5 separate regions of the Mus musculus genome follow, and regions 2, 3, 4 and 5 are each linked to region 1. Evidence: chromatin loops called from intact Hi-C (ENCODE). Cell type or tissue: heart. All regions are shown on one strand. Region 1 holds the start of Pten (phosphatase and tensin homolog). Region 2 has its middle 73 kb from the start of Pten. Region 3 has its middle 5.1 kb from the start of Gm29863. Region 4 has its middle 48 kb from the start of Gm36774. Region 5 has its middle 8.6 kb from the start of Gm36914.

Region 1 (5,000 bases):
TGCTGGATGGTTGCAGAGACTGGGCCTGCTTCTCCTCAGCAGCCAGAGGCCTGGCAGCCGAGGCAGCGGAATGGGGAGAAGACGGATAATCCTCGCAGCGGCTGCCTCCTCCGGCGGCCTCCGGAGCCCGGGCCAGGGGGGGTGCGGCGGCGGCGGACGGGAGGCTTAACACCGGCCCGGGTCCCTGGACGTGCCGCCGCCGCCGCCGCCGTGTTGGAGGCAGGAGAAGGGGAGAGAGCAACTCTCCGGCGTTCCCAGCCCTGGCAATGGTGACAGGCGACTCCGACCCCCTCCCCGGAGCCGCGGCCGCCGCCGCCGCTTCTCCCCCCCGCTCCAGGAGCGGGAGGTGCAGCCGCCGAGCCTGCGCCGGCTCCCGCTCGAGCCCACGGCTTCTTCCACCGTCTCTCTCCGAAGCTGCTCAGAAGCTGCCCGGTTAGAACAGACGACGAGGAGGCGAGGCCCGCCGCCGCTGCCGCCGCCGCCGCCCGGCCGGCTCCCCGAGGGCGCTGCCCCCGCGGCTGCTCACAGGCGCTGAGAGGGGCTCTGGGCCGTGGCCGCCGCCGTCTCTCATCTCCCTCGCCTGCGCCGGGCCTGGCCTCACAGCGGCTCAACTCTCAAACTTCCATCATGGCTGCAGCTTCCGAGAGGAGAGAGCTGAGCGCAGCCGCGTCCCGACGCCCAAGCGCGTATCCTGCCGCAGTGCACAAAGAGTCCCGCCACATCACCGTGCGCCGGCCAGCCCGCCCCCTCCGCCGCCCCGCCGGGAGAGCAGGGCGCCTCGGAAAGCCGGAGGGGAGGCGGGAGGCGGGCGGGAGGCGGGCGCTGAGCCGGGGACGGGGCGGGGCGGGGCGGGGCGTCGGAAGGGACAGGGGCGGGGAACGCCGCGGAGCATGCCCAGTGTGTCCGCGGCTCGCTCCCGGAGCTACGCCGGCTTTGGCCTCAGCGCAGAGAGACCCGGCAAAGGTACAACAGGCTGGGGCCGAGTGAGGGTGCGCTGAGCACAATCGCTGACCGCTCACAGGTGGATCGCACTAGCTGACCGCCTTGGTCGGTGCTCCGGGAGCCTCAGGGGCAGGATTATCCTTCCTGCGTCTGTCCCTGCGTTTCTTCGGAACGGCTTTCATTCCCTGCCCTGCGCTGTGGTCAGATTGCAGTGCTTCGCTAGGATTTGTCGGCGACAGTCTTTACCTAGATAACACACCTCTCCCCCTCACGGTGTCCTCAAGGTGTCAGTCTTTGCACAAAGAACAACCCCTATTGTGTCTCCCGCGTGGGTCACCTCATCGGGCTCCGGTTCCCTGCCCCGCCTCTTGCTTCCCAGGCAGCTGGGTTCATTTGCCCGAAAGATGAACGCTCCCAGCCAAGCATGATGATTGTGCATACGGGGCGTGTACATTCACATCTCCCCTGAGTTTCCAGGGCCCAAAGGACACCCCTGGTTGGACAAAGTGGGTCTCCGTGAATAGAGTGCACCTCACACACACCCCTCCACCGCCCGGTGATGAGACCCGCAGCTCCCCGCAGCGGTGGGTCTACCGGATCACAGCCAAGCTCAGTCTTCAAAGAGCTAAGCCCCCACCCCCAATCCCCACTTCGTGGCCGCTATGAAAACCCGGCAGAATTGGATCGCGATGGCCAGGTTCTGACCCTGTCGGACCTTGCATGTTCGAGGACCCGGTTACTGAGCCCGGGTGTGGAGTATGGGACGTTCGGAAGCTGCAGCCAGCGAGTGGGCGGGGCGAGCAGGCCTGGGAGGGCTCAAAGGCGAGGTGGAAGGATACATGAGCCGCGGTCGGAACTACTTTCAGGAGGAGGTCACGTGTGGTCCTAGTTGGGGAACTTTCCAAATTCCCATTCCCCTATCTGTGTGCTCCTGGGGCAGGAGCTTGGTCCCCTCTGCTCTATTAGGTGATCGCCCCCGCCTCCTTCTCCCGTGTGGTCTGCTGGACCCCTCTCTTGCCGGATCGGAGCAGAGAATAGCATCCACGAGCCGTCCGCAGGAGCGCTGTCGGGGCCGAGCGCCTGGGGAGCTGGTTACACAAGCAGCCACATCCAAGCACGTGCCCCCGCCACCCCTCTCTGCTGGCCGCCGCCGGTTTGTGCACGCTGACGCGGAGAGTCCCCAAGCTGTTCCTCCCTTTCGCTTGTAACCCATAGAGCTAGCCAGAAGGCCGGGACACGAGACTCCTGTTCTGGATCTGCCCACACCGCGCGTTCCCAACCGTGGGAGAAGAGGCCGGGCCCTAGGGGGAGGCGCGGGGCGGGGGTGGGGGGGATTGACGCATCTCCTTCGCTTAATGAGGTGAACCCTTTCTAGATCTGTACTCGCGGGGCAAAAGGGTATCTCCTGTTGCTGCTGGCTGGTTAGGCTTACCGATGTTGCAACAAACTTCCAGTCACTGCCCCTGAACTGGTGAGCGCGCCCCACCTACCGTAGACTCAGCCAAGTGACTTATCTGAGCACCTAGTCAATGGCTGTCAGCCCAGAACAAACCTGTCAAGTAAAAGCTTACTGCCGGGATTGGCTGACCTGTCGCGGTTGAGAGAGCTGGTTCAGAAATGCTGATAACTAGCGTACAGCCCCTCCTCCCCCACCAACCAGCCACAAAGCAAGCGATCACCTTGAGCTTGGAGGGAAAAAAAAAATGACATCAACTCCAATGTAGGTAGAGTTTTCTTCCTTATTGTTCTTTTCCCAGGGGACTTAATTCTCAGGATGCCAATCTGAGCCCTAAAGTATCTCTGAGTTGAGACCTAAGCTGAAACACTGGATCATTTTAGAAATCCGGAGGATAGTAGTCAGTTATGGATTTGCAATAATTGCGAGTAGGTGTCTAGGAAAGGCTAGCTGGGGGTTTAGAGTACAGGAGAAGGAAAATTTCATAGGTCCACACAGCATAGTTGCAGGCAGCCTCTGAAGTCTAGAAACCTCAAGAGGCTCGGCTCAGAGAGCTATGGGCCATTACCGAACTGCAGGACTGCTAATTAAACCGGGGATATTTACAGTTCTATTAGAGCTCTCTGAAGCTACTCAAACATTGCATTTAGATACATCCTTTAAAGATCTCTCCGCCAGAGATAGCAGCCCAAGCTAAGCCAGCGTTGATGTTTATTACAGGCTGTTTTGGGGCAAGGTTCTGGTCAGTAGAGGGAGGGCAGGGATGACCAATGAGAGCAATCTGAGAACAATAGCCGAGAGGCCTCTATTTGGTTTCTAACGATGTAAATAAATTCGGTTCACACAGCCTAATCTAAGATGGAGATCTAGTTTACACAGAATCCCCAATGTCAAAGTGTTAGCTGAGATGCACAGCAAAAACCTAAGTGGTGCTCAGCAGAGTGTCTACTACTGCTGTGGGGAAAAATAAGGATGAAGTTACATCAAGAGAAGTGGGTTGAAAAGGGGAAATGGCCCACATTCGTTCCTGTCCCCAGAGTCCCTGTTACTAGCATCACCCTCTTTTGCCTCTTCCCTGGAGGCATCTTGCGTGACATTACTCGGAGCGTCTAAGAAGCTCGGAAATCTTCCTCTAAAGAAAAAGAAAGACATTCATCCCTAAGCTTCCTGATGCCTGGCTGGAGGAAAAAAAAGGACCCGTTTCTGTTTCCAGAGCATCACTCCATAGAGCACAAGGAGGCGCATCCCAGCGCTGACCCCAGCCCACAAGCACCACCAAGTGAGGCAAGAAAGCCGAAAGCCAGCTAGCTGCTTCGCTCGGCTGCTCTGCAGGGCTGAAGGAACAGACACGCGGTGTTGGCAGGTGTGTGGGCCCCTCTGACATCAGCTGGCCACGCTGACAGCATCAGGCCTTGTTGGGAGTTTCTAAATACACCCCTACTTCCTTTCGCAGCAAATATGTTTCTGTGCAGCCTTTTAAAATTTTTTGGAGTTTTTCACATCTTTATTCCACTCAAAGGATGTGAGTAGGGCAAAAGGGAAAAAGTCCATATAGCAATTTTATATATATATATATATATATATATATATATATATATATATATATATGAAAATGTATATATTTATATGCTTGGCTGTACAGATATTACAATACACTGGTTTCCAAGTGCTTCATTTCCTCACCTGTCTGGATTTAAAACACTCAAGGGAGAAACAGAAGCTTATAACGAAGGGAGAATTATGTAAAGCTCTAGGGAGACTGACTATATAGAATAATTAGGGAGTATGATAAACCAGCTTTAATGATAGTTTCCAACAGCTGATTCCAGAACTCTATTGTTACTACATGCTAAAGATGTCCAAAGAAAATTCTTTCCCTTGATAAGTGGGACACCAAGAAGGGGATGTAGGTAATATAAATAGTTGATGTGTTGTTGTAGGCTCTGTGCAAAAGCATCTCGTGTGTGAGCACGCTGCTGCTGTAGTGCCTTTCTCCTTCCCCACATCTCTGACCCCTCAACAAGAGAGCTCAGTCTAGCGCTTTAATTTTTAAGCAAGCTTCTCTATTTTTATCAAAAAAAAGCATTTTCTAGATATATAATGGATTAGCTAGCACATTTGGCTTTGAATTTAAACTGCCCTGTTCTTCTACAGCTCTGAAAGCTTTCTTCTTATTTATTCTGTGATTTCTCCTTCTACTTTTTATTTTTAATTTACATCTATCTGTTGTTTATGCAAGCGCATGAGGGCGCATGTGCACAGGTCCTGGCACATTTGTGCACAGCAGGGGGCAACTTGCAAGAGTCTGTCCTCTGCTTTCACCCCGTAGCTTCTGGGGATCCAATACAGGTTGTCAGGTTTGATGGCACACACCTTTACCCATGGAGCCATCTTACCACCCCACTATTGCTCTTTCAAACACCACTTGCTCATGCTTTCTCCAGAAGGCACCTCTGTGAGTCCTGCAATTCCTGTATTCCAAGAGAAAATTTCAAATGCCTGTCTAGGGGCTGGTGAGATGGCTCAGCAGTTAAGAGCACTGATTGCTCTACCGAAGGTCCTGAGTTCAAATCCCAGCAACCACATGGTGGCTCACAACCAT
Region 2 (5,000 bases), 75 kb before region 1:
TACCCAGGGGGTCCCCACCCACTCAGAGGAGAAGAGGACAGGGGATGAGGTAAGTATTGTGGGAGGGGCTAACTGGGAGTGGGCAGTGAGCAGGATGTAAAGTGAGTAAGTAAGACAATTGATTCTCAAGCTGCTCTTAAGATGGATAGTTACCAAGTTCTCTTCATCTACTGGCTAGGCTCTTCATAGCCTCTCTTGAATTGTCCATTTTGTATGTTCTTTTCTTCTTTCAGATGCCATATCTTTTAGAAATAACGTAATTTTGTTTGCTGAGACCATCTTTCCATTTAGTTGTATATTTCTAATCATTTTACAATATGATTATAACACAATCATTACAATAGCTGTTTTTGTCTGTCATTTGACTTAGTCTAAGCATTTCCATCTGGGAAATCTGCAGTTGGCATCGCTTGATTGTCTTTTTCCTTGTTGCTCTCATTTTCCCAGTCCTTCCCAGTTAGGAAACATTGGATGGCGTACTGTGTACAGCAAAGGTCCTGTTATAATTTTCAGAAAAGCATTGGATGGATGGATAGGTGGATGAATGAAATCAACTGGTAAACTCAGATTGTGAGTTGTGTCTCACCTCTGAGTGGGAACTCCATCACTTTCACTTTCATGTTTGACACTTTGGGCGTGTTCCCTGGGCTCTGTCTCTATACCCATCCCCCTTGGGGATAAGTGTCGGGTACATGGAAGTCCCTAAATTGGAAGTAAAGATTTCCTTTCTAGTTAGTCTGTATTTTCCCCAGTGACCCACCTCTAGCCCCACTATGCTCTCTGGCTCTTGTATCAGTTTTTTTTTTGCCCCCAACCCCCAGCCAGAGAACAGGATTCCCATTTTAGCTAATCATAACACCCCTGCTGTACCAGGCTATATGTGGGTCCCAGCTCCGTTGAAAAACTAAGATGAAGGAACAAGACCTATGCCTGTTTAACCCTACAGTTACTTTTCATGTTTCATGGGGAGATTTTCTTTAATGGCTGATGCAAGGTTTTTACTAGGGGCGAGGAAACACATGGTAAGAGACACAGAGAAAGAACCTCTGAAAGTTAGAGGAGGACTGGGGACACTGAAGTCCAGTTTCTTATGGAGGGCTGGGAGTTTTGAGGGCCTTTGAATAGTCTTCCTCTGCTAATTTAGGCCTGGTCAGATTGAACAAAAGCAAGGAGAGAGGCTAATGTGCCCATATGTGGCCTCAGCCTTGAACTTGTCAGAACAGCCTACCAGCAAGGGGGTCTATTGTCAGAAGAAAAAGCCCACCAGGCCCTTAGGCCTTTGTCTCAGGTCAGGAGTGTGGGAAAGAAGCCTGAAGCTTGCCATCTTTCTTATCTGTTTTTGGCCCCTTTCCCTAGGTGGGCAGTGCCAATGGGAAAATTACTTGGACAAGTCTGGAGGAGTTCCCAGGCATCCACTTCTTAGGCAGGGCTCCGAGGCCTAAGGAGTAACAGCCAGTTGCAGTTAGACTCAGATCTCTCAAGCAAAACTTCACTCAGTCTAGATGTAGAGAAGACGGTTTTCTCTGACCCCCTCTTTCCACAGGGTTTTGGCACATGGTCCAGTCAGCTGCACGATTTACATTCTGTCTTACTAAGTAAGTCTTAATATTACTCATCGGGTTAAGGAATTTTCTTCATTAACTTGGTTTCTTAACCCCCCATGAGGCTGTGATGGAAGAAACCAAAAGGCCAACTTCTAAATTTAAACTAATTAAAGGCTTGGGTTTGAGACAAACCCAAGCCAGACTACCAGTTTGCTCCACCATATACATCTTGCAATGGACAGTGGTGGCAAAGAAAATAGCATCTTACTGATGACAAAGCCTACTAAGGTTCTTGTGATCTTTCTCTAAATGGGGCATAATCACCCACGGCATTTTCTTTTTCTCCGACAGATCTCTCTACATAGTTCTGACAAACCTGGAAATTACTATATAGACCAGGCTGGCCTTGAACTGAGACCTTCCTGTTTCTGTCTCCCAGGGGCTAGGATTGAAGACACGAGCTGCCACACTCAGCTTCTCCAACAATTTTCTGGACTACTTTTTCAATAGGAATTAAAATAGTACTAACAGTGTGTTAAAGACTCTATGCCGCTCACGGAGCTAGCTCCGAGGATGCATAGTCACCAATGGTTGCCTTATGTTCAGGATCATCAGTTAAGTTTATCAAAGCTCCTTATTGACCCTCTTGAGAGACACTCTGATGGCTGCCCCTCTCTGTTCTCCCTTTCAGCATGGAATAAGTTAGAAAGATGCCCCGCCCACCCCACCCCACCCCCAAACACACCTAACGGCAGTTAGCATGGCCGGAGAGGGGAGTGTGGGACTAGGAGAGTCACACAAACCCTTGGTTGGTGCAGAGATTCTTAGTTGCTATCTGTGCGGAATGATTCAGTGGTTTTATTATGCTTTGATCAGTCCATGAGCTCCTCTGAGTATTTCTCCAAAATTCACCTTCCACCATTTTATCCTACGATCTGCTCTGCCTTCCTTTCATGGTGTCCTAGCTTTGTTCCCACATCAAACTGTTGCACTTGCTGTTCCCGCGGCATGGTCTACAAGCTTCTCTAGCTTCTACACTAGGGTGATTCTAACTGGAGGCACATAACAGACTTGCTGAGTGGAAGTTAACTGAGCACCATCCACCAATCTGAATATTCCAGCTCAAACAAAAACAAAGGACATTTATTTAATGGATTTCACACCGCATTAGCAAGTCAGAGCTCCAATTCTGTCTCCTGATACACACCATTATATACCCATAACTTACCAATGTACCCTGTCAAGACTCTTATGGCTTGAATTAAATGGCTTTTTTTTAAAGATTTATCTTTATGTGCATGAGTATTTTGCCCGCACTGTATGTGAAACACTATAAGCATGCAATCTCATGGAGGCCAGAAGAGGGCATTCGTTGGATTCCTTGAAACTTGAGTTCCATAGGTTGTGAGCTGCCATTGGGGTGTTGGGAACCAAATCTGAGCCCTCTGCAAGAGTAGCCAGGACTCTTAACTGCTGAGCCACCTCCCCAGTACCTAAGCAATTATTTTTGATGTCCATTTTTTTTTTTTTTTTTTTTTTGGCAAGACCTAACACTGGTTTGTTCTTTTTACTATTTCTAACAAATGAAGAATATCCAGTGACTCCATGATACAATTTATTTCAGAGCTTCAATTTTCAACTGTTTCGCATTTGACTCTAAGAGACAGTGCCAGCCGGGCGTGGTTGCGCACGCCTTTAATCCCAGCACTTGTGAGGCAGAGACAGGTGAATTTCTGAGTTCGAGGCCAGCCTGGTCTACAGAGTGAGTTCCAGGAGAGCCAGGGCTACACAGAGAAGCCCTGTCTCGAAAATCCAAAAACCAAAAAAAAAAAAAAACAAAAAACAAAAAAACAGAGAGAGACTGTGTCATACTATGGAAGAAACCACAGACTATGCTGGGTTCAAATCCAATTCCTTACTACCTAGCTGTGAAGTTGGATACTTTGTTTTTAAGGTTTCAGGAATGAAATCACCTCTCCCTAAAGGAAAGTGAAATATGCTTTTCACCCAGGGCAGACTCAGAACCACCAGGCTACAACTCCGCTGTGGCTCTGGCCTCCCTCTTGTGTAGTCTGGGCTCTCCTCACTTCTTTCCTGCGTCACATTCTCTTCTTACTTCTGCTTCAGTACTTTGATTTTTTTTTTCCTCCCTGTGCTGCTGTTTTGCCTTCCAGGTAAAGAACCTGACTTACTTAAGTTTTTGGAGATTCAGTCAAGTTGCTTGAGACTTCCAAGTACCTCTTAGCCACCATTTTATACCTGAGAAAATCATGTTCATCCTGATGTTGTTTTAATCTTACTTTTTTATTATATGTAAGTACACTGTAGCTGTACTTCAGACACTCCAGAAGAGAGCATCAGATTTTGTTACAGATGGTTGTGAGCCGCCATGTGGTTGCTGGGATTTGAACTCAGGACCTTTGGAAGAGTAGTTGGTGCTCTTAACTGCTGAGCCATCTCACCAGCCCTCAATCTTTTGAAGCAAAGTCTTTTAAGTCTTCCCTATGGACAGCTGACATAGGAAACTTTTACCTCAGACCTCCATTTTTACCAAAAGAGTAAAACATTCACTGTGTGTGTATACACACACACACACACACACACACACATCACTAATAACCAGAGGTGTTGGCAACACATCTGTAATTCCAGTATTCTTACCTGGGAGACTGAAGCCAAAGGATCATGTGCTGCAGGTCAGCCAGAACTATATCGTGAGTATAATGCCAGCCTAAGTACCCTGTCTCAAAACAAACCAAAAACTCCCAAACAAAAACAAACCCCCCCCAAGAACATTTATAATCCTAAAATATAATCTTTCCATCAGCTAATTATTTCTACCATGAAGAAGTCTAATTGCTCTTGTGACTTACAATGGCTGTACTTACTGAAGTACTTGCTAAAGAATACCTGGTATGGGCAGATGAGAAGGCTCAGGAGATGAGCACCAAGCCTGACAACCTAAGTTTAACTTCTGGGACCTACATAGTGGAAGGAGAAAAAAGACTCCTGACAAGTTGTCCTCTTAACCTACATGGAGTATCATGGCAAACATTTGCATATACAAAAACACACAAACGTAATAAGTAACAAGAATATAGCTTGTGGCTCCTCTGTTAAAGGCAGCCACACAAAAAGGTTTCTTATCAATAATATTCACAGGAAAACATTAAGTAAAATTAAAATTTTTAGTTATTTTCTTATTTTTTGAGACAATGTAATTTTTTAATTTATTTATTGTTATATGTAAGTACTGTAGCTGTCTTCAGACACACCAGAAGAGGGCATCATATCTCATTACGGATGGTTGTGAGCCACCATGTGGTTGCTGGGATTTGAACTCAGGACCTTCCGAAGAGCAGTCGGTGCTCTTAACCTCTGAGCCATCTCACCAGCCCGATAATGTAATTTAATTACATAATTTCTCCCCTTGCCTTCCTCCCTTCCAAATCTTCC
Region 3 (5,000 bases), 320 kb before region 1:
CCCGCCCCATCTCCTTCCTTGGCTACTGAGAAGCAGGCAGGTTTGCTCCACCACTAATCCTTGGCACGATGCTATTCTTTATCACAGGCCCAGAAACAATAGAACCAAGAAAAAAAATCTTTGGAACTAGGAGCCAAAAATAAATCTTTCCTCCCTCAGTGTGATTGTCTCAAGTATTTCATCACAAAGACAGAAAGCTGACAAGAGTTGTATAAATTCTTTGTTTATAATTAGATCTCATTCCCCAAATATCTCATAGATATATATAGATATATATCTTCTACATACATATAAAATTTACAGTTCAGATATTTGTATATATGTACAAATTCTGTCAACTTTTAAAAATGAAGTCCAAATCATTTGGCCAGTCCCAACCATTATGGATAGATGATTTTTAGTCTTTACTAATAATATTAGGATATCATTTATTTCTTATTAGAAACCTTTGAAATGACTCCAGTGGGTATCAAAATGGTGCTGCCAAATAGCCATGGCTGAGTGGAGGTCAGCTTGTCTCTAAGAATGAGCAGGGTTCTTGTAACTAGAGAGGCTAACTCAGGGCTGAGAGATACATTTGTGAACAGAGCTGATGGACGCTTCTTGACACTAGACGTAATGAATTTATGTTTTTAGTCCACTTAAGCTGGAGTACTCTTCACTTTTGTCCAGAGTGTTCTCATGCAGTTCCATTAACGGAAATTGCTAGGTCAAAAGAAGGTCTGTTTCTCAGAGAGGATGAATTCATATTCATTTTTAAAACACGAGCATAAACTCAGTAAAAGAAAGTTTAATCCTAGATCTGGAGAAAGTGATGGACAGGTGGGTTAGCTGAGCATTGGGGCACTGGATGCTCGCACTGAAGCTTAAGGGAAAGAGCACACGGAGAGATGCGAGGATAGCCTGGGCCACCTGGCTAGCTCTATTAGCCAGGAAGAAAAGCAAGAGACGTTAGTGAGGGATGCTGGGGAAAGAAGCATAAAGGGACGGAGGCAGGCTTCCAATGCCTTGGTCAGCTTCTCCCCGTAACCGATGCTCTTCTGAGTAGAGCAGTTGACTTTGGCTCATTGTGTACGAGGTTTCAGGCTGGGATCAGTTGACTCTGTCGGCCGCCACCATGCCTGCTACATCAAGGTGGAGTAAAACCATCAAACCCATGGCCAGAGAGAGAAAAAACAAAAAGGGAAGAAAATCCCTTAAAGGCCTGAAGCCTTCCACCTGCACCTCTCAGAAGTTCCACCATCTTCTTATAGCATAAAGGCTGGATACCAAGCCATTCATGGGTGAGCCTTGAGGTGACACCTATCCAACACAGCACAGACCAAGAAGGCAATTCAGAGAGATCAATGATAGCATGTGGGTCAGGTTTTACAAAGGAACCAAAACTGAAGGAGCAGAGATAACAGGGCTAGATAACCAACCACCAGGACACCGTGATACAAGACAAAAATGAAACCAAAGGCACTTTCAGGTGGTAACAAGAGCTCTGTTCTAAAAATAGGCAAGCTGACAGGAAGGTAAGTGACATGGAGAGTGGCTCAAAGGAGTGTAGTTGAATTAAGTAAGGCTCTATCACTAATGCCGATCATTCGTCCTCCAGTTAAGAGGCAGATGCCATTTCTCAAGGCCCTTACATTTGAGGAGGGGCCATGCTGCTGTTCAGTTATAAGTCTGAAGTTTTCTGGACCAAAGTGGTGAAAAGCCTGCACTTTGATCTTTAATCTCTTCTTTCTCTCTGTTTCTTCTTCCTCTCTCCTTCTTCTCCTCCATTGTTCATCCCCCTTTTCTCCCTGACTTCTTTCTTCTCTTCTTCCTCCTCTTCTTCTTCTTCCTCCTCCTCCGCCCTAACCCCCACAATGGTTCAGGAGGAGATCCTCCACTTAGATGAGAAAAGCAAAAGATTGAAACATATGCACAGAACAGATAAATATTGTCCATTGAACATATCATGAGATGTAAAAATCATTTGTTATTACAGCATAACTTAGTTCTACCCTTGCTAGCAAACATCAAAGCTAGGGACATAGCAAAAGAGAGTAGCAGGGTTAAGAAAAAAATATTTTTCCATTCTATACTTAATTTTACAAAATGGAAAGACCCAGTGTGGAAGAAAGTCTCTAAGATAATAAAACAATTGTGTGTGTGTGTGTGTGTGTGTGTGTGTGTGTGTGTGTGTGTGTGTACATGCATGCATGTGGTGGCCAGAGGTCAATCTCAAGTGTCATTCCTCAAGAGCCATCCACCTGGTTCTTGAGACAATGTCCCTCAATAGATCTGAGGCTCCATTAGACTAGAGCAGCTGCTCACCAAGCCCTGGGGATTAGTCCGCCTCTGCCTCCCCAGCACTGGCCTCTCAAGTGCTCACCACCACACCTAGCTTTTTTTATGGGTGCTGGGGTTTGAACTCAGGACCTCATGCTTGCACACCAAGAACTTTACCAACTGACTTGTCGCCCTAACCCTGATAAAGCAATGTCCCATAGAAAGTAGACTACATGACAAAAGTCTCTGCTTTTCTTCTTCTAAGGGAGAAATAAAAATCCAGAAAGAATGCTCAAGAGTTTAAGTCAGAGAGGTAGGTGGTGGAAGTGTATGGTTACAGTGCAGGTACTTCCTTCCTAAGAGAAGGGAAGGGTAGGACTGGGAGTTCTTCATGTGGGGCAATTTCAAGGTATGTTGAGCATCCATGCCTGAAATTAAATACATTTGCAGTGACCACCTTTGTAGGTTGGCTTGCTGGCAGCTAGCCAGCTGGGATGACTGGCAAAAGACAGATCCAAAGTGCATTTAACTTCTCTTGTTATTTAAAAAGTAGACCCTTACCCAGAAATGGTTAAGCTGAGTCCTGTCCTCAGTCCTAGCCCTTCTCTTCCTCCCACAGTTTGCCTATGTCCTGTAACTAAATTAGTTATTCTATTTACAGGCCAGTGCTGATCCCCTGACAGAACAAGATGTGCTGTGCTCTCTCTGCAGTGCACTCCTGGTGAACTTTAAGCCACACATCTGTTGCAGAGAAAGAGCTTGTATTCCCCAGTGGCCAACTTTAGCTGAGAGTTCGGGGTCCATCTCCACTGGGGCATATTTTTATTAGATAGGCTGTTACAGAATCCAAGGAATAAATTTAGTTATTTGTCTCGCTACAGTCACTACAGTGCCTCCCAAATAATTGTTCCTTCTATCCTCTTGATGCCAGTCTAAGACTCTTCCTACAAATGAATATTTGGGTTAAAATCCGTCTATGCTTTCCTTTACCCTCAAGCCATTGCAGTGTATGGGGTAAGGATTTATTTCCAAAACCTTTCCAAGTCTCTTTTGGTTAAGACCTGGAGTTGGCATTATTTTGTAAAGAGCCAAAGAGTAACAGCTATGCTTTGTGGAATGTACATCTTGTTGCGACTAGTCAGAAGCTAGAAAGCAGGGATAATATCTGAAAGAATGGGCATAGTCCTGTACCAATAAAGTTTTATTTATTAAACTTAGTCTGTAATTTTTGTTTAGTTTATGTTCTATCCTTTGCTTATCATGACTTAACTGTTGTTGTCCACCAGAAAGACTTTAGATATACTGGCAGATTAAAATATAATAAAAACAAAAATGTAATAAGCAATATATTTTGTATAGTCGTCTTTTAGAAGGAAAAAAAATAACTTAAAACATCAGTTTTGGTTTGGGTTTTGGGTTTGGTTTGGTTTTAACCTTTGGACAATAGTCTAGTATCTTTCCCTTCTTAAAATGCTGTGTTTTAAGATAGATGCCTCTTCTCTACCATACACAAAAGAAAAGAAAAAAGTTAAGAAGAGCAGTGGACTTTAATTCAGAGATGAGAGGGTTAAATGGCTAAAACTGGGAGGGTGAAAGTATCACTTATCTGCAAACACAGCCTCTTCTTTAGAAACTGATTTACCCAGACATCAAATTGATTATAAGATATCTCCAGTAAAAACAAATTGGTTGACCTTCACTTCGGAGATCAAAGGTTACATTCATACCCTGTCGGATGGTTCTGTGAAATTGCTCCCAAGCTGCCTGGTGACATATTTTTGAAAAATATTTTCCTCCAACTTTATCAAGTGTTCTTTGTGTTCTGAAAACATAATTTGAAGTCCCAGCTGAAGCGAAGACTTCCTGAGTCTCAGATAACTGAAACCCTCCAACTGTATCCAGAGACACATGATTAGTTAGGCTGGGCATCAATTACAAGGGTTAATATCTCAAAGTCTAGTTACTTATTGAAGACTGAAACTAACATTTTATAACCACATTTTTTTTCATGAACCAGAAGTAGATAATGAGCTAAAATTGTCTATTTGGATGTCCTTGGCATTGCGTTGCACAAATAACTTAGATAGTAGTATCTGGCAGTGAGCAAATGTTCTCAATTTTTTTATGCCCCTAAGCAAGTCTCAAAGTGAAACTTCACAGTTTAAAAGTTAGGAGAATTGAGCTGAAGAGACAGTGCAACAGTTCAAAGCATTTACTATTCTTGTAGAGAACCTAGAGTTGGTTTCTAGAACCCAGAGGTACAACCACCTGCAATCCAGATTCAGGGGGTACAACCCCTCTTCTGACCTCTGCAGCTTCCTGTACTCACGTGTACACATAAATGCACTCATGCATGTATCGTGCTTCTGACCTCTGCAGCTTCCTGTACTCACGTGTACACATAAATGCACTCATGCATGTATCGTGCTTCTGACCTCTGCAGCTTCCTGTACTCACGTGTACACATAAATGCACTCATGCATGTATCGTGCTTCTGACCTCTGCAGCTTCCTGTACTCACGTGTACACATAAATGCACTCATGCATGTATCGTGCTTCTGACCTCTGCAGCTTCCTGTACTCACGTGTACACATAAATGCACTCATGCATGTATCGTGCTTCTGACCTCTGCAGCTTCCTGTACTCACGTGTACACATAAATGCACTCATGCATGTATCGTGCTTCTGACCTCTGCAGCTTCCTGTACTCACGTGTACACATAAATGCACTCATGCA
Region 4 (5,000 bases), 130 kb before region 1:
CACACATGTGACCTGCATACAAAAGCCACTTCCAAATTCTAAAAAGTTGCTTTCTGTAGGGATGGCTATGGTCAAAAGTTCTGTGCTTATTTTCTAGTCAAGAAAGCTGTCAGGAAAGGAGAGGCATGTGAACTTCAAGAAGCCTTTATAAAATAAATATGACCTAGTCCAGCTTAGAGATTTGGGAACTAGCCTCCTCATGCCGACCATAAACTCAGAATTCCTCTCAAGACTCTCCAAAGCTTCCCTGAGAACCAAGTTGACCGCCTTTATTTCAGCCAGTCAGCACTGGATGACCTGCCCTGAGCTCTAAGTTTACTTAACAGTATTATCACAAAGGGTGGTTTTGGGAAGTTATTTTTGACCTCCAATACTTAACGAGATCTATAGACAAAGTCAGACTTGGATAAATGTCAAAACAACTGAAATACAGAAATTACGCTACTGGCACCAGAAATTTCCACTTTTAGCTGTTTTCAAACACCCTTCTCAGCATTTCCAAACTTCCTTTCATAGAGTCCCACAGCTACAATGACATTTCAGACTTTGGGCGGTGTTTTGTTTTGTTTTGTTTGATTTGCTTGCTATGCAGCCCTGCCTAGCCTGGAATGCTGTATGTAGAGCAAGCTGGCCTCAAAGTGGAGATCTGTTTACCCCTGCCTTCCAGCTGCTAGGATTAAAAGGTGGGCATTACCACACCTAGCTGCATTTCAGAGTTTTATATTTAAATACGTAACCTGTGGAATATCCTCTTCCCTCCCAACCAGAGACTGGCTTAGCTAGGAAGTCTGAAGGGCTGGGTTTTAATATGCAGCTGGTAAGAATTTACTGGTGAGGAAAAAAAAAAAAGAAAGGCCCTTTAAAATAGCTGGATCTATTACTGACACCATCTGTAGGAAAAAGCAATATGCCAGTCATTGGGTGAATTGGATGGCAGGGTAGCAAAATGGATGCAGACAGATTGGCCCATGAGGCCATGGACAGATGAGAATGGAAAGACAATGAGTGTGATGGGGAGAACAAGAGGAAGGTGATGTAGGTTTGTGTCAAAAGAGCAGCTGGATTATGTGGGGCTACTCTGAACGCCTGTTACTTTGCTGCTAAGTGGAGGCCATCATTTCTCATGGAGGCATGTGCAGATTAAATGAGCTAATATAGGAGATGCTGAGGTACTGAGTTTCTGCTTTCAACAGATGAGAGGAGAAAGAAGAGAATAGCTATTATTACCAAAAGACAAACATGTTACACATTTCTATCGCAGACGTTGCTCAGCAATTAGACCTCTCAGGTGTATTTCCTTGAATTGTTTTTCTTAGAACACACAGAAGCTTAGGAAACCTGAGGAATCGGTGAGCTACTGAGTGTCAGACTCCACGGTAACAGTTCAGACACTAAGGTGTCCTTGAAACAAGGTGTCACCAACCACTGAACGACAAAAGGGAATTAACAGATGCTGATTCGTCACAACCGCACTCTCGGCTTCTCTTACCCCATTAGCAACACTGTCCGAGCAAGCCTTGAGGATATCCATATGTAGTGTTGAGGATATCCATATGTAGTGTTGAGGATATTTGTGTGTAGTGCTGAGTATAGCCTTCATGATATTCATATGTAGTGTTGAGTATAGTGTCGAGGACATTCTTATGTAGTGTTGCTCAGACTAGCTTCCTGAATCTACTGGAGTGCCTTCCACCAGCCCACCATCTTGTTCCAGGGTGGTTATCCAACATATGCTCTCTGTTCCCGCCTATCTGCATTTGCCAAAGTTGTCCGCTCATCTGGAATCCTCTTTCCTCCTTTGGTGCAGTGAAGCTAGCCAGTATGACAGTGGTGTGCACCCTTTCCTTCCTCCTGTCCACCATCCCATGAGACGAATTGCCCTCTGCTGCCCAGACATACACACAGTAAATACACAAATCTCCTTATGGCGTAACACCTTACTGTGTGCCCAAAAGATGACATTTTTGAAGTGCTGATTTTCCTGTACGTGTTCTCAGTTGGAAAGAGGGTCTCTACAGAGACAGGTTAAAATGAGGGCATGGGTAGACGCTAAGGTTATGTAACTGTGTTTCTTAAGGAAGCCTGCATTCGGTTACTGAAAGAGATATGCAGAGTGGGGACTGGGAAAGCCATGCAGAGGCAGAAGATTGGTGCAACTGCAAACTAAAGATTGTCAAGGCTCTTTCAGCAAGCCAGAAGAAGCCAAAAGTGTGGCATTGAGCAGATAACCCTCTGAGCCCTGAGGAATCCCATCCCGGTGACAGCTTGACTCCTGATTTCCAGATCTGCCTCTGTAACTGAGTCATTTGAATCTCAGTGCTCTCTGTTGCCACGCCTGTTGGAATCCAACCCATACCTCAGCTGTGTCTGGTTTCCATAGGAGATCCCTGAGGTAAAGAACTGAGTCTCTCTTGTGTCTTACATCATCTGGCAGGTAAAGGGCTCTCTTTGCTCTCAGTTCTCACTAAATTACCCCCAGGAGTGCACAATGTGAAACACTGGCTTGTAGGCTGGTCGAACTCACCACCTCCTTTGGTAAGTAAAGTTTTGTAAGAACGCAAACACATTCATACTGTCTAAGGCTGGTTTTATTCTAAAGCAGCTATAGCTAGTTAGTGGCAGCTGAAACTATACCATCTACAATGCCTAAAATACTTATTTAAAAAAATTACTACTGACCATTGGTCTGAAAGAAAGCACATAAATGAACAGTCATAGACTAAAGCAAGTTCTGGGACATTTCACAAATAAATGCAAAACAAGAGATGATGGACTGAATCAGCCCTTAAGATGATATTTGGACACTGAGGAAAAAATATTTATTTATTCATTTATTTGTTTGTTTTGTTTTGTTTTTGTTTTGGCTTTGTTTTTTTTTGTTTGTTTGTTTTCTTTTGTTTTGTTTTGTATTTTTGAGACAGGGTTTCTCTGTGTAGCCTGGGTTGCCCTGGAACTCACTCTGTAGACCAGGCTGGCCTCAGAGATCCGCCTGCTTCTGCTTCCCAAGTGCTGGGATTAAAGGCATGCGCCACTGCCATCCAATTTCTGAGAAAAAAATTATTTGGTAAAAGCAAAATACATAATGTAGTCACCCAACTGTACTGTTGGACTCTCTGGACTGTTCATGTTGGCTGATACTAGTGGTTCCTGAGTGGCTGAGCAGAAAGGTGAAGCCAGCCCACGGAGGCTAAGGTGGGGTCAGAAAGCAGAAACACTAGAGGTTCCCCTCCATGGGCTAGTGGCATGGCTATTCCAAAAAACAAACAAACAAACAAACAACCCAAAAAACAAAAACATCTTCCCTGCTGAGCAGGCTTAGAGGTGTAATCGGGATTTGACATGGTAAAGATGAAGCTTTCCTGAGAAGAGGAAGTGGGGCCAGAGTTGAGAGTTGCTAGTGAGATACAGAGAAACTCCAGAGCATAAGCAGTAGGGAGTGAAGAGGACCAGCCCTTGACACTGTTTAAAAAGCAGAGACAGGAAGTAGTACCGCTAAGGCCCTGGGAAAGGACTAGAGGCTGCCTGAGACCAGTCCATGGCCTGATGACTCTTGCTCGCTTGTCTGACCCTCACAGTGGGAGGAGACACTTTGGTTATCAGGGAAGAAAGGAAAGAAACAAGAAATTAAAGATGAGAGAAACAGACAATAAAGATGACAAGGCTAAAATTAACACCACACATACAAAACTTTAAGTGGTACACTCTTTCTCTCTCTATAAACAGTCTATCCCTTCTCTAAGTCAGTGAGACCGACCCCCCCCACCCCAAAAAAATGGCATTCTTGTCGTTTACAATAACATGACCGAACGTAGAGGGGTTTGTGCCTGAGAAGTTAGCCAGGCACAAACAGCAGATAGTCTTGCTTACCTTGGTACCCTGAAGAAGACAAACTCATAGAAACAGGTAACGGTAGTTTCCAAAGGGATAGGCGACAGGAACAATGAGTTCAGGTAACGCAAAGGGTAGCGGCGCATCAGCTCTGAGTAGAATACAACCCCTAACTACACTCCATTGAAAAGTACTACACATAGCCGGCCATGGTGGCGCACGCCTTTAATCCCAGCACTCGGGGGGGGGGGGGGGGGGGGGGGGGGGGACAGAGGCAGGCAGATTTCTGAGTTCGAGAACGAGTTCCAGGACAGCCAGGGCTACACAAAGAAACCCTGTCTTGAAAAAAAAAAATGCTACATGCTTGGGATTTGCCAGGAGAGCTGGGTTTTTTCTGTTGTTGTTGTTTTTTGTTTTAATTATTATTATTCTTTAATCTTTTTTTTTTTTTTTTTAACAGTTCAATCGTTATCCCCCTCCCCGTCTGTCCTCATCCCATTCCTCATTCCGGTCCCCCGGTCTCCAAGAGGATGTCCCATCCCCCAACCCCCACCTCCCACCCCCACTCTTCCAAACCTTCCCATTCTCTGGGTCCTCAAGTCTTGTCTGACCCTTGAGGAGAACAAGTTTTACGTTTTCTCATTCACCACTCAAAGTAACCGACAATGAGGATAGCTACGCCAACCCTGGCAAGCGCAGAGCGGTGCGCGCAAATATCAAAACAGCACAGAGCCATTGGAAACCCAAGGCAACTCTGCATTGATAATGCTAGGGAGACGATCCATTCAGTAGGGCTGAAAATTAATCAAGTGCATATGATCCTTTCCCCGCAGACGGCCCAGCCACTTCAACAACTGGCTTAAAGTAAATTAACAGGTTTTAAGGTAATCCCAGCTACAAATTACTGTCTGCCCGCTCTGTGCCAGGTGCTATGCAAGTTACTTTACATAGATTACCTCATTTGATCCTGGTTAAAGCCGAGTGTGGCAAATCTACAGTAAGGTATAATCTCTGCTTTCTCAGGTAAGGAAATTGAGGCTCACAAAAGTCACACAATGATACAGCATTCTGGGAAGGGTCACACAATGATACAGCGTTCTGGGAAGGAGCTGGGGAGTATCCATCCTGCAAGAAAAGGAATTAAAGTACATGTTTATCCAATGCTTGTTCTG
Region 5 (5,000 bases), 200 kb before region 1:
AACAAAAACCTTATAGGATGCTGTGGTGTGAACGTAGGAGTGGGAGAGTGGGAGGTGAAGTGAAAGAGCAACAGGGTTTTCTATTTTTGGCCAAGACTGTCTTGTAGGAATTACACTTATTATATTTAAGCATCATTAAATAGAGACAAGAATCGTTCCTGCCTAGCACACCCTAGAAATGTGTGATCACAAAGGAGGAGATTGGCTGAGGTCAGAAGGAAAGGGTTGGAGAACTACTCAGTGTATCAGCTACGTTTTCGAGAGACCTACAGAGCCTGCGAGGACACTCCCAGGAATGAGAGGCAGGAAGGGTTATCCTCTATCTTCAAAGTATTTGAAGCTCTCGTTGGCCTGGGATGCTCTAGCCTGCTAGAGTTCTTTTCCATCTGCTGGAATTAGCCGGTTCTCCTAGGTACTCAAATCATAAACAGAGATTACGAACTAAAAGGGGAACTTGGTGAACTCCAGCCCAAGTGTCATCAACATCCTATGTCCTCCACCTGCTGCTTCCTCCCAGCCACGGAGCCTGACACCTGCCCAGCCCTCAGCAAATGCTTATATGAAGTTTGACAAGGAAACAGGAAGCGCAGCACAGGAAGCCATGGAGCTCAGAGAACAGTGTGTGCAGGGAGAGAGCCAGAGGGAAAGGCAGTGAATGAGAGCTCTCTGAGCTGCATCTGCGCACACAGACACCCCCCCTCCCCCACCCCCATACACTCAACCGCCATTAAGGACACTCTGTTAAACGGATTGGTTCTTTCCTCTCGAATGAGGTAGGAGTCAGAATCTTAGTCCCTTTTGCCTCAAATCCCTCCCCTTTTCCTAGATGGTGCCTGCAACCTCTGAGGACCTCAAATTACAAATTTCAAAACACAGGTTCCAAAGTTCCAAGCACACCTGTTCACAGGAAGCCAGCGATGGGTGGAGCCTTGGCAGGTTCTAACACCTGAGCTTGAGGAGGTCTCTGTCTGTGGAAAGGTTAGGAAGAACCCTTGACTCTGAGAGCAACTGGGCAAAAGCTTGAGTGGACCCTGTCCTGTGAGGCAGAAGGATGCACTTCGGGAGACTGTGTTCTGGCTCACCTTTGTATCAGCTTCGCTCACCAGAACTAAAGCTTGGACCTCCCTTAGAGCTGCTCTCCACAGCTGGAGCACGCTATGAGCAGGTCGTGAAGCACGGAATCAGAACAGCTGTTCTTATGCTTTTTTTTAGCATCTTGTGTTAACCATGCTGTGACTAGAGTTTAAAGACTCGCGGCAGGGCAGGGATAGGCAAGGGTGAATAGTGAAGAAATATGGGGATACGTATTATCATGGTAAGAAGCATGGCAGCACAAAGGTAGACGTGCTGCTGGAGAAGTAGCTGAGAATTCTACATCTGAATTGGCAGGCAGCAGAAAGAGAATGAGTCACAATACACTGAGCCTGGTTTCAGCATCCAAAACCTCAAAGCCTGCCCCTAATGACACACTTCCTTCAACATGGCCACACCTCCTAATAGTATCATTCCCTATGGGGCTATGGGGGCCATTTTAATTTAAAACATCACACTTACCTCTGTTACTATCTCAGGATAATTGATAGTAATCATGATAATAATGATTGCCACCCTAGTAGGTATGAAATGGTACCTCATTGTGCCTTTGACTTACATTTCTCAGATAGCTCAATGTTGAGTCTTGACCATTTGTGTATATAAGAGGGGATTAATCCATAGTCTCCTGATGCTGCACAGGCAGTCTTGAAATCACACTCCTCCTGCCTCAGCCCCCTCTGAGTGCTGGGATTATAGGTATGTGACACCACACTCAGCTTCATTTGTACATTTTTCAGGAGAAATATTTACTATAATGGTTCGGCCGGTTTTAATTGGTTATTGTCCTTCAATGTTGTATTAAAGGTTCTTGACTTATTCTGAGTACTAGACTTCTCTCAGATAATTAGATTGGCAGATATTATCTCCCATGCTATGAGTCTGCACTTTCTTGACAGTCCCTGAAATACAAAATTTAAGTTTTGATGAAATCTAGTTTATTTTAGTTTTTATTTTTTTGATTTTTCAAGACAGGGTTTCTCTGTATAGCCCTGGCTGTCCTGGAACTCACTTTGTAGACCAGGCTGGCCACGAACTCAGAAATCTGCCTGCCTCTGCCTCCCAAGTGCTGGGATTAAAGGCGTGGGCCACCACGCCCGGTTTATAATTGTTTTTACTTTAAGTACTGTATCTAATATTACCCATTTTAAGGCATGTTAGTACAAAGATTTACAGGTATTTTTAAGAAGTAGGTTTTTATTTTTTTATTAGAGATTTTTTTAAGAGTCATTTGTTTGTTTGTTTTATGTATACAAATACTCTGTAGCTGTCTTTAAACACATCATAAGAGGGCATCAGTTCCCATTACAGATGGCTGTGAGCCACCATGTGGTTGTTGAGAATTGAACTCAGAACCTCTGGAAGAGCAGTCAGTGCTCTTAACTGCTGAGTCATCTCTCTAGCCCTAAAAGATTTACATTTTTGATGTTGTTTTCTTCCTCAAGAGTTCATAATTTTAGCTCTTGTGTCCAGGTCTTTGACCAAATTGAAGTTAATTATTTTTCTGTGAAGTGAAATATCACTATCAACAGTCTAGCCATGGCAAAAATAATCAATAGTCTGAGGTATTGTAGCAATCAGGAACATGGTGATTCAACTGTCCAAGAGTGTCACCACTTCTATACAGGTGATTCTATTTAGGGTATATAATAGGAGGTTGTCAACTTCTTAACATACATAGAAATCTGCTTACGGTGGCTTAACTTCACAGATACCCCACAACACAGAGCCAGAGCTCCAAGCAATTCCCCTCAATGCTGATGGCTCACACTGTAGTTTATTTGTATGTGTGTAGCCTACCCCTCTCCCTTGAGTACCACATCTCCACATGGCCCTGGGATATGGGTACCCAGTTCCAGCATCTCCCAATCAAGGTCACCTAGTCTTTCCCCTCCTCCAGTCAGCTCAGACTCCAACTTCCCCTTCTCTGCTGCAGCGCAATTCTTCCCCTCACCCAGGCACAATGTCCTCAGCACTTCTTCTTCCCCTCTCCACTCCTCCCCCAACATCTAATCAGTTTTACATAACTGTTCCTTTGCCCTGGCCACCTGTCAGTGACCTGCTTGGCCCAAGCTCCCCCTCCATTCTGAGACCTTTCCATTCTTCATCTTCTAACTTACCAGAGCACAAGACCTACCAGCTGCAAGAGCAGTCTCTAAAATTCACTCTCTGCCTCAGGAAAGCTCAATGTCTCACAAATTTGATGATTCCTCGAATTTGTTATAATAGGAAAATAATTTCAAGGTCGGGAATCCAAGGCTAACCTGCTCTAACTCCAACCAGCCCTTGGATCTCTTCTTTCTGCTCTCTCTAAAGTCTGTTCTCTGCACTTCTGGGCTTCCAGTCTTCACAGATTTTTCTGTTATCATTTAAGAAAGATGGTGCTGCTGAGCCTCCAAAACCCGCCCCACGGATGGTCAACTAGTGAAGCTCCCAACAGCCTCCCACGTGATTTTATGTGACATTTACTTCATTATTCATAGTGCATAGTACAGTGTCTTGAGCAAGCACACCCTTAGTAGATGTGTATCACAGTTGGCACTGAGCCCACCAACAACAGTGTGGCTGAATCACTTAGGGAACTTCTTCAGAATATCCCACAGGGGAGCCAGATCTCAGTACTTTGAGAAGTTCTCACTTAGGATTCTGATGTACATCACTGTGAACTTCAAAGCCATGCACTGTGGGGCAGGTCTGCAATCCTAGCACTTGGACAGCTGAGAGAGGATGAACATCGTGAGTTTGACACCAGCCTCAGATACACAGTGAGTTCCCCGGTCAGCCTGGAGCACTTATCAAATTACCTATTATTAGATAATTAAAATATGCTGAACGCTAGTTGTGAACCAACCACTATGAGTGCCTCATATCATCTGTCCTCGGAGAACATCACACAGTAGGCAGCTTTGTTTTCCATTTCGAAGATTAGGAAATGCAAGCTTTAAGATGCTAAAATATTTGCCTAAGATCTATAAGCATTATAGATTAAATGAAGGCCACTGGCTGTCAAAGCAAATTTATATGGGCTAGAGAGATGGCTCCCTTATTATGAATGTTTACTGCTGTTGCATGGGGTGTTGATTCAGTTTCCACCACCCCTAGCATCTTAGAACTGTCCATCACACCTATTTCAGGGCATCTGATGCCTTATTCTGGCCTCTGAAGGCACCGTACCCACATAGCATGCTTAATGCATGTGCAGAGAAAACATTCATACCCGTAAAATAAAAATAATAACTAAATTGTTTAAAATATGTAAATAAATTAGATGAACTGTTAGTCACCACTGAATGTTACTTATAATATGTGGGAGGAATAGAACAGTGATTTCCCCCCCACCCACCCACCTCCAAGAAAATGCAATACAGATCTAGTAACTGAGAGCTGTACTCTCCCTTTCTTAGCTTCCTAACTTTGGACAAAGCATTTGCCCTCTCTGAGCTTCTGCTTTTCCTTCTGTAAAATGAGTCTAGCACAGACCTGCTGCAAGGCAACAGACAGGGTGACGTGGATTAAAATGTGTAAGATGCACATAGTAAATGATTGGTAGCCTACCTGTACTGCTATTATCACTACTCTTATTTAAATACATACATTATTCCAAGGCACTCATTCTTAGCTTTCATCAACAGTGGCAGGTTAAGTGTCTTGACAGCTTGAGTGGCAGGCAAGGCTGACTCTTGGGGTAGGGCCAGAATAAGAGGATTTTTCTTGAAAATCTCCTATATGTCAAGGCTTAGATTTGGTGGGGCTGGTGGTAAGAGTGGTGAGATCTTCATCTACAAGTAGCTTAATTTTTGTTATTAAGACCTACAAGGCAGTTTTGTTATGCTATCTACGAGGTTTGCCCACTTGGAAGGAAGCCTGTGGTTCTTGGGGAACAAGCTGCATCAGGGGTTCTCTGTCTC

What was found. A loop is a pair of places that touch in the nucleus more often than their neighbours do. Peaks named below come from ENCODE experiments on the same cell type or tissue, not always from the same donor. Only the 100,000 strongest peaks of a DNase experiment are listed, where the experiment ranks them.
Region 2: it touches region 1 in a loop (2.5-fold over the local background); 2 of 42 quality-filtered maps call a loop at or near these places.
Region 3: a loop joins it to region 1, with 2.5 times the contacts of the local background. A loop is called at or near these places in 5 of 42 quality-filtered maps.
Region 4: a loop joins it to region 1, with 2.2 times the contacts of the local background. A loop is called at or near these places in 2 of 42 quality-filtered maps.
Region 5: a loop joins it to region 1, with 8 times the contacts of the local background. A loop is called at or near these places in 25 of 42 quality-filtered maps.

The regions. Positions count from the first base shown.
Region 1 is chr19:32,753,275-32,758,274 of GRCm38, reverse strand. Pten (phosphatase and tensin homolog) reads right to left here and starts at 698. Exons shown (of 9, transcript NM_008960.2): 1 at 1-698. It also overlaps the pseudogene Gm36566. In heart, CTCF peaks have their summits at 981 and 2,412; DNase peaks (open chromatin) are centred at 64, 704, 1,754, 2,094 and 1 weaker place; H3K4me3 peaks cover 3,472 bases; H3K27ac peaks cover 2,696 bases; H3K27me3 peaks cover 891 bases.
Region 2 is chr19:32,827,991-32,832,990 of GRCm38, reverse strand. No RefSeq gene overlaps it. Among named protein-coding and RNA genes, the nearest start is that of Pten, 73 kb to the right of the region's middle. In heart, CTCF peaks have their summits at 2,909 (motif pointing right) and 4,815 (motif pointing right); no DNase peak of the experiment used is centred here.
Region 3 is chr19:33,078,134-33,083,133 of GRCm38, reverse strand. No RefSeq gene overlaps it. Among named protein-coding and RNA genes, the nearest start is that of Gm29863, 5.1 kb to the left of the region's middle. In heart, no CTCF peak of the experiment used is centred here; a DNase peak (open chromatin) is centred at 2,973.
Region 4 is chr19:32,880,091-32,885,090 of GRCm38, reverse strand. No RefSeq gene overlaps it. Among named protein-coding and RNA genes, the nearest start is that of Gm36774, 48 kb to the left of the region's middle. In heart, no CTCF peak of the experiment used is centred here; no DNase peak of the experiment used is centred here.
Region 5 is chr19:32,949,037-32,954,036 of GRCm38, reverse strand. No RefSeq gene overlaps it. Among named protein-coding and RNA genes, the nearest start is that of Gm36914, 8.6 kb to the left of the region's middle. In heart, no CTCF peak of the experiment used is centred here; DNase peaks (open chromatin) are centred at 556 and 3,026.